2 separate regions of the Homo sapiens genome follow, and region 2 is linked to region 1. A link is an interaction called in ENCODE POLR2A ChIA-PET data of the cell type or tissue named here. Cell type or tissue: B cell. All regions are shown on one strand. Each heading gives the region's core, and the rest is flanking DNA. Links, peaks and the distances in the headings are about the cores only.

Evidence for each region. Peaks named below come from ENCODE experiments on the same cell type or tissue, not always from the same donor. Only the 100,000 strongest peaks of a DNase experiment are listed, where the experiment ranks them.
Region 2: POLR2A ChIA-PET joins it to region 1 with 15 read pairs; 2 of 35 experiments call an interaction of 5 or more read pairs at or near these places.

What each region holds. Positions count from the first base shown.
Region 1 is chr2:96,224,673-96,234,690 of GRCh38, reverse strand. The region is part of intron 1 of STARD7-AS1 (STARD7 antisense RNA 1); the gene reads right to left. Among named protein-coding and RNA genes, the nearest start is that of SNORA112, 15 kb to the right of the region's middle. RefSeq lists enhancers at 440-589, 600-669, 9,286-9,580. In B cell, for the core only: no CTCF peak of the experiment used is centred there; no DNase peak of the experiment used is centred there.
Region 2 is chr2:96,005,514-96,015,531 of GRCh38, reverse strand. It overlaps LOC124900512 (fumarylacetoacetate hydrolase domain-containing protein 2B-like), which reads right to left and starts at 4,788. Exons shown (of 4, transcript XM_047446740.1): 1 at 1,561-4,788; 2 at 207-423. The coding sequence starts at 1,910. It also overlaps the pseudogene FAHD2CP. RefSeq lists a silencer at 5,040-5,119 and an enhancer at 5,070-5,901. In B cell, for the core only: no CTCF peak of the experiment used is centred there; DNase peaks (open chromatin) are centred at 4,286, 5,018 and 5,541; H3K4me3 peaks cover 767 bases; H3K27ac peaks cover 399 bases.

The DNA.
Region 1 (10,018 bases), core at 2,960-7,959:
CTGAGAAGATTAGGTAGGGGTTGGGTGAAAGAGTAAAGCAGAAAGGAAGTAGAAAAGTAGAAAGAAAATAAGAGTCCACATAGACTTGGAGTTGCAAAAGAGGAATTACTTAGGTTCCTGTCCTAAGGTTTGAGTCCTCTGAGAAGATGCCCAGATAGGACTAAATGTGCAAGAGATGTGCTGGGAAAACACTTGTGAAGCGAATAGCAGGAAGCCGGAAGAGCCTGGGAGAGCTGCAATGCAGGTGTAGCCCCTGCCAGGAGACAGGAATGGAGGAGGGCTGGGTTGAGGAGGTGTTAGAACGCAGTGTAGTTCTTTCTTTTTCAGAGACAGTCTCCCTTTGTTGTCCAGGCTGGCCTCAAACTCCTGAGCTCAAGCAATTCTCCTCCCTCAGCCTCTTGAGTAGCTGGGACTACACATGCCTAACCATGCCCAGCTTAGAACGTAGTGTAGTTCTAAGAAAGCTCTGCAAGAGCTGATGAGGTGTGCTTGTGCCAAAGCCACCTGTCAGAGGAGTCCCCATATCCCAGAAATGGGCCTGCCTTAGTATGGCAGGCCTGCACTCAGTCACCGGGTGGGAGCAGCTCACAAGAAGGGTGGTCTCAGTGCAAATGCAGTGGCAGAATTTCATAGCCCAGCAGCAGGGGGCCATGTTACGCTCCCCTGCATTCAGAGATGTGAGCAGTGCACTCTCATGGCCACAGCTCCCAATGCCTTTTCAGTTCCTTTTTCTACCACCTTATGATGCGCAAGTGCCTTTCCTGCCTGTGAATTCTGAGCTTCTTGAGACACTCCTGGATCTTTCAAATTCGATTCCATATTTATGCTTAAACTACTTTGAGTGGATTCCAAGTACTTGCAACAAAAACAACAACAAAAAACATAGATTGAAATAGTAACAAGGGGACTATAATCTAAATTTTCTATATAAGAGGGGATGGAAGGAGGTAATAATAATTCTAGCGCTTATTCCTTATACCCTGTAGAGGGTTCTACAGTTTGTAATGTATTTTAGCTTACACAATCTTATTTGAGTCTTACAACAACCTCTGAACACAAGTAAGGCTGGCATCATTATCTGTATTTCACAGATGAGGAAGCTGAGTTTCAGAGACAATACAAATTATGCTGAATTGAAAAAAAATGGAGGCCGGGCGAGGTGGCTCACGCCTGTAATCCCAGCACTTTGGAAGGCTGAGGCAGGTGGATCACCTGAGGTCGGAGTTCGAGACCAGCCTGACCAACATGGAGAAACCCCATCTCTACTAAAAATACAAAATTAGCTGGGCATGGTGGTACATGCCTGAAATCCTAGCTACTTGGGAGGCTGAGGCAGGAGAATTGCTTGAACCCGGGAGGCAGAGGTTGCAGTGAGCTGAGATAGTGCCATTGCACTCTAGCCTGGGCAAAAAGAGCGAAACTCTATTCAAAAAAAAAAAAAAAAAGACAAACCATATAAATGTTAGCCTCTACCTATAAAAGCAGTGAGCCAAAAGCAGCACTGCATTCCTGGAGAGATTGCAGAAATTAGTTCCACCACTAATCAATGATCTGAAAGACACAGAGCTGATGATTTCCATTCAGCTTAGCTCTCTAGCCTGTGCAGATCCAAGATGGATCCAAGAGAATGGCGTGGATTATTATAAACTCAATTAGGTTGTGACTCCAATTGCAGCTGCTATTCTAGGTGTGCCTTCATTCATGAAGCAAATCAATGCATCCCTTGGAGCAAAGTATGCAGCTATTGATCTGATGAATGCTTTTTTCCTCAGCAATTTTTAGTAAAGACCATCAAAAGCAGTTTGCTTTGAGCTGACAGGGCTAGCAATACCTATTCGTTATCCAAACTCAGGACTGTATCAATTCGCAGTCATCTGTCATCATCTAGTTTGTGGAGACCTTGTCCTCTTCTCTACTCCACAGGACATCACATTCATCTAATGTGTTGATAATATGCTGATTAGAAGTAGTAACTATTCTAGCCACCTTGACGAGATATATGTATGCCAGAGGGTGGGAAATAAATCCCACAAACATTCAGTGAACCTTCTGGGGGGCCTAACGGTCTGGGGCATGTTAAGCTGGGCCCTACTACCACTAAGAGGCACAATGCCCAGTGGTTTTGGATTTTGAAGGCAATGTATACCTCATTTCAATGTTCTTCTCTGACCCATTTTCTGAATAACTTAAAAGGCTATCAGTTTTGAGTGGGGCCCAGAAGAAAAGATGACATTGTCATGACAGTTCCTGACTTATGAAGGTTCAACTTAATTTTTTTTACTTCAGCAATGATGCGAAAGCGATGTGCATTCAGTAGAAGCTGTATTTCGAATGCTGGATTTTGATCTTTCCCTAGGTGAGTGATATGTGGTGCGATGCTCTCTCGTGATGCTGGGCAGCAGCAGTGAGTGCAGCTCTGCCAGCCACAGGATCACTAGGCTGGATGACCAATATTCTACAGTGGGCTGTATGGACGGATCACTTTGCCCAACTGTAGGCCAATGTAAGTGTTCTGGGCATGTTTGAGGTAGGCTAGGCTAAGCTATGATGTCCTGTAGGTTAGGTGTATTCAGGGCATTTGCAACTCAGGATATTTTCTTTTCTTTTTCTGAGATAGGGTCTCACTTTGTCTCACCAGGCTGGACTGCAGTGGTGCAAGCATGGCTCTCTGCACCCTCGATCTCCTGGGCTCAAGCCATTCTCCCACCTCAGCCTCCCACGTAGCTGGGACTACAGGCGTGTGCCTCCATGCCTGGCTAACTTAAAAAATTTTTTTTTTTGTAGAGACAATGTCTTGCTATGTTGCCCAGACTGGTTTCACACTTCTGGGCTTAAGTGATCCTCCAGCTTTGGCCTCCCAAAGGGTGGGGATTACAGGCATGAGCCATTGCACCTGGCGAAATTTTTATAATTGTATGTTGTCTCAGCATCTGTTTTAAATACAGGTTAGCCTTTCTCATATAAAAAGCAGGACTCAGTCACCCTTGACACATTGTCCAGTTCTCCACCTCCTCCTAGCTCCTCAGTGTGATCAATCTAGATACCTGCCTTATACAACCACCTCCTGATGACCACTTCCCTGTGGACACCTAGATACTACATATGTGACTTGCTCCAACCCCCTCGCCCCACATGGACTGCCCAGACATGCTGCAGTGACCACCTCTGAGTCACAGCATGACCCCATGATACTTGTGCCTGCTTGCTCTAAACTTACCAGTTAGAACTCCTATCGGATGCAGTGGCTCACGCCTGTAATCCCAACACTGTGAGTGGCCAAGGTGGGAGGACTGCTTGAGACAAGGAGTTTGAGACAGCCTGGGCAACATAGCGAGACCTTGTCTCTACCAAAAATAATTTAAAAATTAGCTAGGCATGGTGGCGCACTCCTGTGATCCCAGATATTTAGGAGGCTGAGGTGGGAGGACTGCTTGAGCCTGAGAGGTAGAGGGTGCAGTGAGCTGTGATAGCGCCAGTGCACTCCAGCCTGGGCAACAGAATGAGACCATTTCAAAAAACCAAAAACCCGCTGGGCATGGCAGCTCATGCCTGTAATCCCAGCACTTTGGGAGGCCGAGGCAGGAGGATCACCTGAGGTCAGGAGTTTGAGACCAGCCTGGGGAACATGGCAAAACCATGTCTCTACTAAAAATACACAAATTAGCCAGGTGTGGTGGTGGGCACCTGTAATCCCAGCTACTCGGGAGGCAGAGGCATGAGAATCACTTGACCCTGCAAGGCGGAGGTTGCAGTGAGCCAAGATTGCACCACTGCCTTCCAGCCTAGGTGACAGGGTGAGACTCTGTCTCAAAAAAAAAACAACAACAAAAAAAACAAAACCAAAAACCAACCCCCCCCCCACCAAAAACAAACAAACAAACAAAAAAAACAAAAACTCCTCTCAGGAAACCTGCTTGGGTAATGGCCTGGACCCAATACAGACATTAGCCCTCAGGCCCCTTGCTTTCTCTCTCATTCCCTGCTCCCCAGCTAAGCACGTGTGTCCTGGCCAGCTCTCTCCCCACTGGCCCTGAGAGGCGTGCTGCCCTCTTCTCTGTAAGAGCTCTGTAAGCAATACACTGCTTCTGTTACTTCATGTGTTTTGCTGTGTTGCCTCCTCTGCAACTCACCTGACCATCATACCTGAACCCAACTCTCATTCCATAGAGGGTTCTCCTACAGAGTGGCTATCTTGGTAGGAATAAACTGGACACAAGTCAGACAAGAGCCACACAGGTGTCTGCCAGTATCAACAAGTTTCCTGTGAGACGGACACCTGGTCATGGGTCTGACACTTAGGAATTAGGCCATCTGCCAGATAATGAAGTATCCTGTCAATGGCGCACTGCAAACATCCATGGCCAGCTCTCCTGGGGCCCTGGAGTCAGGACAGGGCTAGAGTTTACAGCCACTCTCCAGAAAGAGGCCTCAAGATGAAATCAGAAGAAACACAATACTATCTTCTGCAGGTAACTATTCTCCTTTTGAGATACAGCTTCGAGCATGTCACTTGGCCCTAGTGGACACTAAAGCCCTTGGCTGTGGGCCACCAAATTATCAAGTGTCCTGAGCTAAGCCTAAATATCATTATTTATTAATGATAAATTAAATTGGGTATTATATGACTCATCAAGCCAGAAAGTTGCACTCCATCTACTTAATGATGGAGTCATTATGAAATGGAAATGGTATAAATGAGATTGGGTCTGAGCAGGTCCTAAATGCAGAAGCAAGTTCTCTGAGTAACTACTCCTGCTACATTGCCTATTCTCTCTCAACCCACATCTATGGCCTCATGGGAAATCACCTATCACCAGTTGACCAAGGAGGTAAAAATTAAAAAAAAAAATTCAAGTCTGGCTGGGCACGGTGGCTTACATTTTATAATCTCAGCACTTTGGGAGGCCCAGCCGGAAGGACTGCTTGAGCCCAGTAGTTCGAGAACAGCCTGAGCAACATGGTAAGATCCCACCTATACAAAATAATAATAATAATAATAATAATAATAATAGCCGGGTGCAGTGGCATGCACCTGTGATCCCAGCTACTTGGGAGGCTGAAGCAGGAGGACCACTGGGGCCTAGGAGGTTGAGGCTGAAGTGCAGTGGTGATCGTGCCACTGCACTTCAGCCTGGGCGACAGTGAGACCCTGCCTAAGGAAAAAAAAAAAAAATTCAAGTCTGGTTCCTTGTTACAGATGTTTCTGCATCACATATTGTTATAACCCCACTCAAGGTGGTCCTGAGAACAGTGGTCAAAGGAAATCTTCCGAGTGGGCAAAACTTTGATTGGTGCATGTGGTTGCTCATTTTACCTAGAAGGAGAGATGGTCAGAGTTGTAGCTCTACATTAGAGAAACATGATTGGAAAAGGGTAAAAGTTTGAATGCTTTGTCATTAAAACTGGGAACAAGTGAAGGGTGTCTACTCTCACTACTTCTATCCAACATTGTATTGAAGGTTCTAGTCAGTGAAATAAAGCAAGAAAAAGAAACAAGTACAGTGCTATGGCTTGAATGTCCTCTCCAAAACTCATGTTGAAACTTGATCCCCAATGTGGCAGTGTTGAGAGGTGGGGCCTTTGAGGGTGATTGGATCAAGAGGGTTCTACCCCCATGAATAGATTAATTCATAGATCAGTATATTAAAGGGTTAATGAATTAATGGGTTATCATCAGAGTGAAACTAGTGACTTTATAAGAGGAAGAGAGACGTGAGCATAGCACATTAGTACGTTCAGCCCCCTTGCCATGGGACACCCTGTGGCCACCTCAGGACTCGGTAGAGTCCCCATCAACAAGAAGGCTCTCACCAGATATGCCCCCTCAACCTTGGACTTCTGAGAACTCCATAACTATAAGAAACAAATCTTTTTTCTTTTTTTCCCTTTAAAAATGTGTATAAATATAAGGGATACAAGTGCAGTTGAGTCACATGAATATACTGCATAGTGGTGAAGTCTAAGCTTTTAGTGTCACCATCACCTTCTTTTTCTCTATAAATCACCCAACTTCAGGTATTCTGTTATAAGCAACAGAAAATGGACTCATACATACAGACTGGAAAGGAAGAAGGAAAATTGTCTTTATTTGCAGAAAACATAATTGTGTATATAAAAAACTCTAAGGAATTTATCAAAATAAGCTATTAGAACTAATAGAAAGATTGTGGGACAGCTGGGCGCAGTAGCTCACACCTGTAATCCCAGCACATTGAGAGGCTGAGGCAGGTGGATCATTTGAGGTCAGGAGTTCGAGACCAGCATGGCCCATATGGTGAAACCCTGTCTCTACCAAAAATACAAAAATTAGCCGGGCATGGTGGCACATGCCTGTAATCCCAGCTACTCAGGAGGCTGAGGCAGGAGAATCGCTTGAGCCTGGGAGGCAGAGTTTGCGGTGAGCTGAGATCGTGCCATTGCACTCCAGTCTGGGTGACAGAGTGAGACCCTGTCTCAAAATAAATAAATAAATACATAAATAAATAAATAAATAAATAAATAAAAGAAATAAAGATTGTGGAATACAAAGTCAACATAAAAACTATTATATTTCAGCTGGGCACAGTGGCTCACACCTATAATCCCAGCACTGTGGGAGGCCAAGGCGGGCGGATCACCTGAGGTCAGGAGTTCGAGACCAGCCTGACCAACATGGAGAAACTCTGTCTCTACTGAAAAATACAAAACTAGCCGGGTGTGGTGGCACATGCCTGTAATCCCAGCTACTCAGGAGTCTGAGGGAGGAAAATCGCTTGAATCCGAGAGGTGGAGGTTGAGGTGAGCTGAAATCTCCTCCGTTGCACTCCAGCCTGGGCAAAACTCTGTCTCAAAAAACAAACAAACAAACAAACAAAAAAAACCTTTTATATTTCTATATACTAGTATTGAAGTATTGGAAATTGAAAAATTTAAAATACCACTTGCAACGGGACCAAAAATCAGAAAAACACTTAAGGATAAATTAAACAAAATCATGCAAGACCTATACACTAAAGCTAAAAAAATGGCTGAGAAAGTTAAATGGAGGAATAAATAAATAAGAGATATGCTATGTTCATGAATTGGGAAGACTCCATATTGCTAAGACATCAATTCTCCCCAAATTAAAGATTCAATGCAGTCCCAATCAAAATCTGATCAGGCATTTTTTTGGGGTAGAAATTGACAAGGTGACTCTAAAATGTATATGGGAACACAAGGGACTCAGAACAGGCAAAAAACGTTGCAAAACAAAAAACCAGGTTGGAGGACTTATATTTAATTGATTTCAGTACTTACTTTATAGCTACACTAATTACTTTATTAGCTACACTAATCAAGATAGGGTGAAACTGGCATAAGGACATATAGATCAATGAAACAGAGTCTAGAAGTAGGCCCACACATATATGGTGAACTGGGTTTCAACACAGTGCAAAGGCCTTTAGAATGGGGAGAAAAAGATAATCTTTTCAACAAATTATGTTACAGCAACGTGATATCTATATGGGGAAAAAATGAACCCCTATCCTTACCTGATATCATATATAAAAATTAGCTCAATATGTATCATTGATATAAGTGTAAAAATGAAAACCATAACATTTCTAAAGGAAAACATAGACCTCTGTTATGTTTGGATAAGCAAAGATTTCTTAGATAGGACACAAACCATTAAAATTTTTTTTTTGATGCACTGAACATCATCAAAATCAAATATTTGTATTCTTCAGACACAAGTAAGACAATGAAAAGGCAAGCCTGGAACTGGAGAAAATATTTTCAAAACATATCTGAATAAAGGGCTTGTATCCAGAATATATAAACAATTTAAATAATAAAAAATAATTTTTTTTAAATTTAAAAACGGGCAAAATATTTCAAAAAACAAGTCATAAAAGAGAAACAAATGGTCAATAAGCACATGAAAAAATGCTTAACAAGACTACTCAACAAAGAAGTACAAATTAAAATCACAATGAGGCCAGGCACAGTGGCTCACGCCTGTAATCCCAGCACTTTGGGAGGCTGAAGCAGGTGGAGGATTACCTGAGGTTAGGAGTTCGAGACCAGTCTGGCCAACATGGCGAAACCCTGTCTCTACCAAAAATATAAAAATTAGCTGGGTGTGGTGGCACATGCCTGCAATCCCAGCTACTTGGGAGGCTGAGGTAGGAGAATCACTTGAACCCGGAAGGTGGAAGTTGCAGTGAGCTGAGATCGTACCATTGCACTCCAGCCTGGGCAACAGAGCAAGACTCCATCTCAAAAAAACAAAACAAAACAAAAACAACCAAAAGAAAAAACACAATGAAGTATTACTATAAGGCCGGGTGCGGTGGCTCATACCTGTAATCCCAGTACTTTGGGAGGCCAAGGTGGGTGGATTACCTGAGGTCAGGAGTTCGAGACCAGCCTGGCCAACATGGTGAAGCCTCATCTCTACTAAAAATACAAAAAATTAGCTGGGCGTGGTGGCGGGCACCTGTAATCCCAGCTACTTGGGAGGCTGAGGCAGGAGAATCACTTGAACTCAGGAGGAGGAGGTTGCAGTGAGCCGAGATCGCACCATTGCACTCCAGCCTCGGCAACAAAAGCGAAACTCCGTCTCTAAATAAAATTTAAAAACTGACAATATGGAGTACTGGCAAGGATGCAGAATAATCAGAACTCTTATACACTGCTGGTGGGAATACAAAATGATAAAACTACTTTGGAAGCAGGTTAGCAATTTCTTAAAAGGTGAAACACTGCCACTGCACTCCAGCCTGGGCAACAGAGCAAGACTCCGTCTCAAAAAAAAAAAAAGTGAAACACCATAAAACCTAGCAATTCCTTTTCTAGGTATTTACCTGAAAGAGTTGCATGCAAATATTCATAGCAGCCCAACCTGGAAACAATCCAAATGTCCATCAAATGGATAAACAAATGTCAGTATATTCATACAATGGGATAGTAAGCTACAAACTACTGATACAACAAAATAGATGAATCTCAAAACCATTACACTAATGGAAAGAAGCCAGATACAACATACTATATGATTTCATTCATATGAAATTCTAGAAAAGACAAAACTATAGTGATAGAAAGCAGATTATGGCTGTCAAAGGCCAGGGGTTGGGGAAAGGGACTGGCTGCGAAGGGGCACAGGGAACTTTTCAGAATGATGGTAATGTAATGTTTCACAGCATAATTGTGGCAGTGAATCTATGATTACCCCTTGACTGCCTGGAGAGTTTCCCTTTTGCAGCATAGGAAGAGAGAACCCAAGTGAAGGCCAACTGACTCCTTGAGTTGAGGACAAGGAGTTGGAAAGTCATAGAGAAGTTTGAGAAGCTGTTGCCTCTGTGGGTGTGAGGCCCTTGCTGGTCATTAGGCTCGTAATACAGGAAGAAGTCCTGGAACTAAAGCAGAGAAGAGTCAGTACAAGCTGGAATGAGCCAGTTACCTCTGCCTTTATTTATCACTCCATCTGACTGTGGAGTTTCCAAAAGTATAACGGCCCTGTTTCACTTCTGCTTTCCAAACAAGTTTCTGTTTGGCCAACTCTATATGTGGAGGAGAATTCTGGGAAATACCTAGCTTGACCAAGTTGACAATAGAACAATACGGCATCCACACACAAAATTTAAAGAACCATCCTTCATTACAAAGTACTTACATAACTTTTCTTAGTGTTATCTCAATAAAAACGAAAAATAGGAGATCTGATGATCAACACTGTATTTTCTAGCCTAATAATATTCAACTAATAATACTAATTGAAAAGAATTATCAGTTTTACCTATCTCATTATGAGAAGTGCCCAACATATTTTTATAATTTTGTTTTTTGAGACGGAGTCTTACTCTGTTACCCAGGCTGGAGTGCAATGGTATGATCTCGGCTCACTGCAACCTCCGCCTCCCAGGTTCAAGAGATTCTCCTGCCTCAGCCTCCCGAGTAGCTGGGATTACAGGCAACTGCCACCAAGCTCAGCTAATTTTTTGTATTTTTAGTAGAGACGGGGTTTCACCGTGTTAGCCAGGATGGTCTC
Region 2 (10,018 bases), core at 2,585-7,584, 220 kb after region 1:
TGAAGGTGTATTGCTTTTGTAACCAGGAAAACACGTACATTAACTTTTTTTTTCCAAGGCCAGTGTTACTACTGTGTGTATAATCCTGTAGAGTTTCTGTTGAATGCACTATTGAGCGAGAGGTGGCTCCAGTAGGCTCAATACTGAGCTCAGAATGCCCTTGTGATGGGCCCAGTGACTAGGGAGGGCAGTGGGGAGGCACTGACCTGGCTCTGTGGTGGGAGGACCACCTCATCATAGGGCCCCACGATGGAGCTGGCAAACTTGCTGAAGATGATGGGCTCCTTGGGCACGGGCACGTTCTGTTCTTTGCAGTGGTCCACATAATTCATGCCCACACACACCACCTTATCTGGCCATGTGACTGGAGCCAGGAAGGTTACCTCCGACCGTGGTAGGACTGGCAACTGGGCAGCCAAGGCTCTGTAGAGACCAGAGCAGGTGAGAGGGTCTGGCTGGGAACAGGTGGGCAATCCCGGGCAGGCTGGGCAGATCCTGCAGCAGCTAAAGGTTTTGCTTTCTGAAATCTATTTCCTAGCTCTATCAACCATCAGAGTCATTGTGAAAATCACTGACTATTGTCCTTTGCTATCAGAGCAGGGCTTTTATTTATCCAGTGTTGATTTCCTCTCCCCCTTAGGTAACTCATGTCCATGTAAAAGATACAAACTGGAATACATGGAAAGGTTTCCCTTTCCCCTTCCGGTTACCCCGTTCCCCTGGCTCTTCGCAGCTACTCTATGGATATTCTTCTCCCACCCTTTTGTATGCAAATGATAGCATACTATTCACATCTTTTAAAAAAACAACTGACTTTGGAGATCTCTGCTTAACAATATGTAACAATACATAGAGAGTGTCCTCTTTATTTCTTGTGGCTGCATATTACTGCTCTATAGAGATATACCCAAGTCCCTAATGAGGGACATGGAGTTTTCCAATCTTTGCAGATTATGGCAATATGGGAACATACTGTTAATACTGTGAGCTGTGAAACATTTGTATTTTTTTCCATTTTAATAGATGAAAATGACATCTTAAAGTATTTTTAATTTATTGTTCATCAGCTCCTTAGACCAGATTCTATAGGAGTCCAGGCTTCAGGGACACTCTCACCTAATCTAGTCCAAACCCAGGAACCAAGTGTCTTATAGAAAACCTCCTTGCAGTCCTCTCTCCTTGTAGGAGCTGGGAGTCTATATCACTCCCCCAGCTGCATAAGATGCCTTTTAGGACCCCCGGGCCCAGACCCGTCAGTCAGTCCAGGACTTCATTCCCAGAGGAGGCAGTGTGATGAAGTATAGAGTCCTGGTTCCAGCACCACATGTATGGCCTTCAAATTGTTAATCACCTCCCCTAGCTCTCAGTTTTCTCCTCTGAAAACTGAAGATGTTATTATATAAGATTTATAAGGATCTTTTAAGAGAATGGGAGAAAAGGAAAGGTGGGGTTACTCTGCTCCCTTGCAAAAGAGCTACCTGCTGGTGCTGTTTCCCAGAGCGGGGAGGATGTGGGGGGACCAGGGCAGCTGTGTCAGGGCGATGCTGCCCACTTACTTACCTTCTTGCCACTGAGAGGGTGGCCTCTCCCTGCTCTAGGAACTGCGTCATTGTCTTTGGGAGTGTGGGGTCAAAGGCATTGAGGTTGATAATCCCTCTACCATTCCCTGTCTCCAGGCCCAAGTGAGGCCCCACCAGGTGGGGTGCCCAGAACTGCACTAGTCTCATGTCTCTGGAGGGTTGAAAGGGCCACTTCTGAGCCTGCAGCAGAGCTGTGAGTAACCTTCTACCAGACACCACCATCAGAGCCTGCAGAGAAAAATGCAGGATCCAGGAGACGGAGGATCCCAGAGCCATCATCAGGATCTCTGAAATTCCTAGGGCTATATAGCCCAAGGCCCTTTGCCCCATCAACCGTTCCCTGCATACCACACGGGAAGTGGTCCAGGCTTGTATTTTACCTGCTATTCTTCATAAGGTGAAACTTTTCTACAGGAGCAACTACTACATGCTACGCAGTAAGTCCCAGGGATTCCAGTGTTCCTTCAACCAGTGCTTTCTGAAAGTTCCCACTGTGCTTGGCTCTGCTGTAGGTATTGGGGAAACAATGTAGGTGAAACTCAGCCCTGCCATTCTCCCTGCACAGGTCACAGATGTTAACAAGTGACGTAAGATTCAGCTATCAGGACTAATGCTGTGAAGATGGTCAGGGGCTCTACCCTTGTCTAGTTTCTGGAGGAAGTGATGTGAGCTGAGCTGGGCTAAATGAGCAGGACCAGGAATTAGCTGGGTGGCAGCCCAGCATGGGCAAGTGATGCTGGTGAAACTGGCTTCACAGTGGCCATAAGCCATTTTTTAAATGCTATTTTGGTCCTGTTAACCTCCAACTTAAAATGGTTTCCACTGCTCACATGATCAAGCTAGAACCTCTACCAGGCTGTCCTTGTCTTCTAGGAGCAGCGCCCCCACCTGCCTCTCCAGATAATAATTATTTCATTTCTCCTGATAGAGAACAAGTTGCCTGAGGGAAGAGGCTGCAGACAAACAGCAAGGTCTGGGCCTGACAGCCATCACTTGGTCATCTCCTCCCTGGATCCAGGGACATGTCTGTCTCTTTCACTGCCCAGCACTGTGCCTGGTGTACAGAAGGCTCTCAGTGACTTTCTGCTGAATGAACAAATAAGTGACAGAAGCAGAGGCTTGACATTTCACTACTTGGGAAAGCTTAGTGCTTGTTAACTTTAGGAGACATGGCTGTGCCTTTCCTCCTCAAATCACCTAGAAAGTATCCACAAGGGCCAGGCGCAGTGGCTCACACCTGAAATCCCTAGCACATTGGGAGTTCGAGGTGGGTGGATCACTTGAGGTCAGGAGTTCAAGACCAGCCTGGCCAACATGGCGAAACCCTGTCTCCCCTAAAAATGCAAAAAAATTAGCCAGGACTGGTGGCAGGCGCCTGTAATCCCAGCTACTAGGGAAGCTGAGATACGAGAATCACTTGAACACAGGAGGCAGAGGTTGTAGTGAGCCAAGAACATGCCACGACACTCCAGCCTGGGCAACAGAGCAACTCCAAAAAAAAAAAAAAAAAAGAAATTATCCACAGAGCTCAGGTCCTATTTTGAGTCCAAGGCTCCACTTAAAGACAAACACTATTCTCTTGTTTTGTTCTGAATCCAATTCTGGCCACTATTCCTTACCACATGGTGCCTTCCCTGAATGGTTCCTTGCTCTTACAACAAAGGCTGTTTGTATTGTACAGCCTTCTATGCCCAAAAATGTTGAGGCAGCTGAGCCCCAGACTCTTGGTCCTCGCCTGGAGATTCAATCTGCCTTGTTCAGTGAAAGACTCATTAGACTTAGGTCACCACTGTTGTGGCCCACCAGTTTGACTAGAAAACCGAGGGTTTTGACTTCTCTGCCCTGCTATCTTACACAAGCACCAACTGTGCCACTGTCAAAAGGCTGTTCGAGCCAAAGTGCACACACTCAGACACTCCACATGCTAACATAACAGTAACTGCTGCCGCTGAATGCCAACTATTAAGTGCTCTACCTACAATGTCCGATTTAATTCTTTTTTTTTTTTTTTGAGATGGAGTCTCGCTCTGTCGCCCAGGCTGGAATGCAGTGGCACGATCTTGGCTCACTGCAAGCTCTGCTTCCCGGGTTCACGCCATTCTCCTGCCTCAGCCTCCCCAGCAGCTGAGACTACAGGTGCACGCCGCCACGCCCAGCTAATTTTTGTATTTTTAGTAGAGACGGTGTTTCACTGTGTTAGCCAGGACGGTCTCGATCTCCTGACCTTGTGATCCGCCTGCCTCGGCCTCCCAAATTGTTGGTATTACAGGCGTGAGCCACCGCGCCAGGCCTGATTTAATTCTTGACGCTTGTGGAAGGTAGGTACTGTTAGTCCCATTTTACAGATGAAACAGTTAAGGCTTAAAGCGGTTAAGGGATTTGCCCAAGGTTACACAGTCTTAAAGCTAGGAAGGGAAGGAGCTGGGATGTGAATCCAAGTCCAGGTGACATTGAAGTCCTTGGTTCAGAAGCTTGTAATGCAAGCAAGAAAATCTAGCTTCAGCCCCATCTTCCTACCAAGGACATTTTAACCCAGAATGTTGTGGTGAGAAGTGGGGACCTTCCATAGGAAATCCTCCAAAGGCCCTAAAGATTGTAGTGAGAAGTAGGGACCTCCCACAGGAGATCCTGCAGAGGCCCTGCTAACAGCCATGCGTGGGGAAACTACAGGCGCCCTCTGGCTGTTGCCTCAGGGACGAGGCTGGTTACCAGCTCTCCAAGAGAACCCCAGGCCCCATTGACTGTTCCCTTCCCACATGACTCACACATGCAGGTTCATTCCAACCTTACAGCAATCCCCTCAGGTAAAGCGCCCTCACTTTACAGAAGAGGACACTGAGACTCAAAGGGATGACGTCAGGTGCCCAAGGTACTAGTCAGAAAGTGGCCCTGGGGCTTCTGCAACAACCACTATGTCACACAGTCCGAGCTCAATCCAACTCTGCAAGAGTCCATAAGCAAAGGGGCGGCGACGTGAGGTGGAAACAGTAGCCTGAAACGTGGGTGTGCACGTCGGATCCCATCCCACCGTCCACTCGCCTGGAAACCCCCAGTTTCCCCATATGCCCAGCTTCGTCCCCTGCAATTAGTGAGGGCTCACATGGGTCCGCCCCATCCGTGTGGTCGGAAACGGCCGGGAACCTGGTTCTAGTTCTGCCCTCCGCGGGAGACCTGCGCCAGGGACACCCTTCTGGCCTAACCCAGCCAGGCCTGGTCTACCTGGCGGCGGCGGCGGCGGCAGCCGGTCCTCCTGCGCTGAGTTAGGGCTCGCGGGGCGGGAGGTCAAGGGCAGCGGGCGCCTGAGCACTGGCACCAGTCACCGCATCCAGCCGGGGAACTACAGCAGCGGCGAAGTCACTGCCGCTCGGTGCGCACTCCAGCGAGAAGCGGGCGCGTCCGGTGACGTCACAGGCAACCACCCCTAGCAGGGCACCAATCCCGGAGGGGCGGGCCCAGTGCGGGGCGGGCGGCGCCGGGGGCTCTTCAGGCTCAGGGCATAGGCAGGCGCCGGCCGCGTTTTCTGGAGACGGTCGCTCTCGGAGGGACCCTGCAATTGCCCGAGACCGAGAGTGGGCGCTGCCTGAAAGTTTGTCCCTGGGCGCTTCGCTGGCCTCATCCGGTCTCGGCCCTGTTCTGGGCCTGGCGCCTTTCCCATTGTTGGGGAAAGTGGTCTAGGAGACCAAGGCAGCGTGCTGGGTGGGAGAGAATGATTTGTGGCTTCTGATTCTGACATATGTCGTTGAGGAGGGGAGGGATGAGTGACCCTGTTTTACTTATGGAGAACCTGGGGCCAGAGCTGTTTTCCCAGGGTGACACAGGCGGTGAGTAGTGGAGCTGGCATTCCTGACCCCAAAGCTCAGCGTTTCCCAGCCACTCCCAGCAGCCAGGCCTTCACCTGCACTGCTGGGCGCAGGTGGGGAAGTGGGGAAACGGTGCTCCATCCCCTGCAGAGGGCAGGCGTGCAGGGAGCGGAGGCTGAACTCCACAGACAGCTACTGCTCAGCTCTTCGGCTGCCGGCTTTGAAGAGTATGAGGGGCTCTGGGCAAGAGGCCCCCACATTACTCAAGGACCAGATCATCAAGAGCTTTACTTGTCCCACGAAGGAGTCTGGACCTTGTTTAAGTGCACAGGAGACCGCTGGAAGGTCCTCAGTGGCGTGCCATGGCCCGACTTCTATTTGAGAAGTTTTTCTCTGGCCACCTGTCTAAGGAAAGGTATCTGGGTGGGTGGTGCGGGTGAGAACAATGATGGTGCGGTGCTTGGCGGAGAAGGTGAGTGTTCATAGATGTTCAGGAGGAAGAACTGACAGCTCTGGATGACAGGAGGTGGAAGTGAGAAGGAAGCAGGTACAAGGCCGACTCCTGGGTCTCTAGCCTGGTAGGTGCAGGGCTGATCATGGAGACAGGGCTTCTGGAGGAGCAGCGGGTCTGGGGAGATGACAGTGAGCTCCAATTTGCATGGGACATCCAAAGGGCATTGAACAGTGGGCAGCTGGAGACGTGGGTCTGGAGCTTGGGACTTCAGTCTAGCTTACAGAAGGTCACCACCGATATAGAAATGGAACCTATGGCCGGGTGCAGTGGCTCACACCTGTAATCCCAGCACTTTGGGAGGCCAAGGCGGGCGGATCACGAGGTCAGGAGATCGAGACCATCCTGGCCAACATTATGAAACGCCGTCTCCACTAAAAATACAAAAAATTAGCCGGGCATGTTGGCGGGCGCCTGTAGTCCCAGCTATTCGGGAGGCTGAGGCAGGAGAATGACCTGAACCCGGGAGGCGGAGCTTGCAGTGAGCCCGGATCACACCACTGGGGGACAGAGCAAGACTCCGTCTCAAAAAAAAAAAAAAAAAAAAAAAGAGCCTATGGGGGTGGCTGTGATCAGGGGGATGTGCTGAGGAGAACCTGGCACAGGTGTTTCATTAAGCCATAGCTCCCAAAGACTTTCTGAAAAGCTAAGTTACAGCCTGAAAGAAAAGATCTTCAGAGGCTATATTTGATAAAAGACTTGTATCCAGAATATAGAAAGAGCACTTAAAATCAATAGATAAAATCAAACAATTCAATTTTTTAAATGGACAAAATATTTGAACAGACACTTCACCAAATAAGATATACAGACAGAAAATTAAGACATGAAAAGATGCTCAACATCATTAATCATTAAGGATATGCAAATTGCAAGCACAATGTGACACCGTCTCACACCTACTAGAATGGACAAAGAAGACTGATTATACCAAGTATTCACAAGAATGTGGAGGACCTGGGATTCTTGTACGCTGCTTATGGGATTATAAAATAGTATCACTACAATTGAAAATCATTTGGCAGTGTATGAAGAGTTAAACATACTCCTACCATATGACCTAGCCATTTCAATCCTAACTATTGACAGTATTGAGTTGTACCTTAGCCCTTTGCTCCTAGAAATAGTGAAGGTTAAGGAATCCTTCCACTCCTTTGTTCCAGAAAACACCCTACTGGAAAGAACCAGTGGCTTTCCATATAGCTTGAATAAGAATCCTGAATGTCTCCTCCTGACCAGACCATACACAGACCCTCTAAATTCCCATTCTTGACATCATAAATGATTAGCTGGACTGCTTGTCCCCACAGATCAATAAGAACAAAATGCCTGTAACCAAACCTTGGTTCAGATTCTCTCCTTCTCCAAGCCCCTGACCTTTGGCCCACCCGCAGCTTGTGCCAACCCACCGCCTTCCTGAGGGTCCCTCCTGAGAACAGGCTGTCTGCAGGGTAAGACCTGCTCGATCGTGACACTCTTGCTCAGCTCACTTTCCCATAACAGTTCTTTCTAGCCATGTTTACGCCTCCCTATACAAGGTCAGCCCTTTGCCTAACCTCTGAGACACTTGAGGATCACATCGTCAGACTGTCTCCTTATTGTAATAGTCCCCCCCCAACCCCCACAACAATCCTTTTGAATAAATTCTCTTTTTATGGAATCCAGATTTATATTTTTGTTTGATAGTAATTACATGAGAAATAAGAAAAATATGCTCATGCAAAGATGTATTCAGAAGTGTTCACAGCAGGCTTTTTGTAAAATCCCCAAACTGGAAACCACCCAATTTTCCATTAACAGGTGAATGTGTAAACACTCTGTGTATAGCCACACTAGGGAATACTACTCAGCAATAAAAAGGGACAAATTATTGATACAACATAGAAATATATCAAGATAATTATTTGGAGTGAAAAAGGGTAGATTAAAAATGAGTACATATTGGATGATTTCATTTATATGGAGTGTCCTTGAGGGATATCTTCAAAGACCCCTAGCAGATGCCTGAAACTGCAGATAGTACCAAACCCTACATCTGCCACGTCTTTTCCTATACATAGATGCCAGTGAACAAATTTAATCCAGATGAAGTTAATCTGGTGCTACACGGTTGCTGTCAATCAGAATACGTTTCTGTTGACATCTTCCACTCACAAATCTAATGCTTTTTCTACCCTAACTAAGCGCTTCTCACACACTGTAGCCATAAGTTTTGCATTTTGAGGTGTGACAGCAAAACTGGCACAAATTTCTTTTTCATTCTTCACAATTTCATGGATAGAAGATTCATTCTTTCTGTAGATCTTAGCAACCTCATTATGTGATTTTTTTTTTTTCCTGGCAGCTTGAGAGGGGCACATGTTAGCAAGAAGGAGCACAGCATCCCTGCCAAGTTATCTGTCCTACGTGTACCCTGGGTTAGACACACCCTCCTCTGGCTTGCTGTGGTCTGGCCTCACCCTGCGATGCAGGGGCTCCATCCACAGCCCTCTGTCCAGGAGCACCCAGGCTCTGCTTACATTTTTTCAGGGATAGGGAGGTCACTGCTGTGTGGGCGGCTGGGCCCAGTATTTTATGGGGAGGGGGAGAATGGAAGGCAACTCTGTCTTCAAGTGTCATCACTGTCCTGGGCGCATGGAGCAGCCCAGGTAACAACGTGCCCTCGGTGTTCCCTAATGCTGGGTAGTCCTTCCTGTCAGAATGTGCTTCCTGTGACAACCTGAAGCCTGTGACTCCTAGCTGGTAGAAATGTCTTCAGCTTGCCCCTGGAGCTGTGCAGAGCACATCTTGTCTTGCATTTTCTAAAATGTTTGAATAAAACCAGCATGTCATTCCTCTGCCACCTCTCCCCTACTTCCCTCACCTTTCTTAGACCTCACATCATTCTGATAATCTCCTTGGGGTAGATTCAGTCACCGTTGGTCATCACCAGCTGTGCCTCCTCCTGCTGGAGGATGGGGTGTTCACATCTAGCTGAACTAAGGCCTGGCCATCAGACTTGTTTTGGCCGATGCTATGTGGGCAGGAGCATCATAGACCCCTTACAAGGCTTCTGTAAAAGCCTGCCTGTGTTTGCCATGTCTCTTTTCCCTCTGCTACTAGATAGAATGCTCTAAATAAGAACCACTCTGTCAGCTTGTGTCCCAGAGTAAAAACGACATGGATCGAGCCACAGCCAACTCACATCGGATGTGGAATATGAGGGAGATGACACTGAGATTTGGGAGTCTTTTGTTATTGCAGCAAAACTCAGCCCATCCTGACTGATATGACTCATTTGCCAAAGTCTCTTAGAAAGTGGGATATCTCACCTTAAGAGGATGTGAATGGCCTGGAGTAGGATAGCATGCCCAATTCCTTGTCCAGAGATTACGGAAACATCTATGAGTTCAGCATCTCTTACAGAAGAACATGATAATTACCTTGAGTGCAACCCATTCCTTATGTATATGAAGAGCTGACAGAAAATGACTTCCTCATTCTTCACCTAAGCAAAAGAGCATCTACACCTGAAGAGACCACTTGCCCTTCACTGACATTAAATTTCATCCTACTGACTCTGACCTATCTCCTTAGGCTGTTGGGCTTATTTTTTGAACATTGTATTATGAAATTTTCAAACATACAAAAAAGTTGGAAAAAAAGTACAATGAAAACCTGTATACTCACCACCTAGACCTTACAATTTATGTTTTACTATAGTTTCCTTATCACATGTACATCTATCCTTCCACCTGTCTATCAATCCATCTTGTCTTTTGATGACTTTCAAAGTAAGTTATAGACATCAGTACACTTTCCCTGCCCCCCTCAAACATTTCAACATGCACACATTGGCTAAAGTTCAATATTTGCTTATGCTTTTTAGGTGTATACAGAGCTCTAACTGTCCTGTTCCATCCAAAGGGGGAAAACCAAGAAGCACTTGTGAAGTTAACATTTCAGAGACAGAGGATCACTAAAAGGCTGAGACCTAATCATAGGACTGTGATCACTTTTCTGTCCTTTGCCACCTTACTACGACATTACTATAGGGCCTACTAACTGCAGTTCCTCTTACCCAGTACCTCATGTCTGATGTCAAGAAAAAAATTACAAGTCATACTAAAAGGCAAAACACAAAGTTT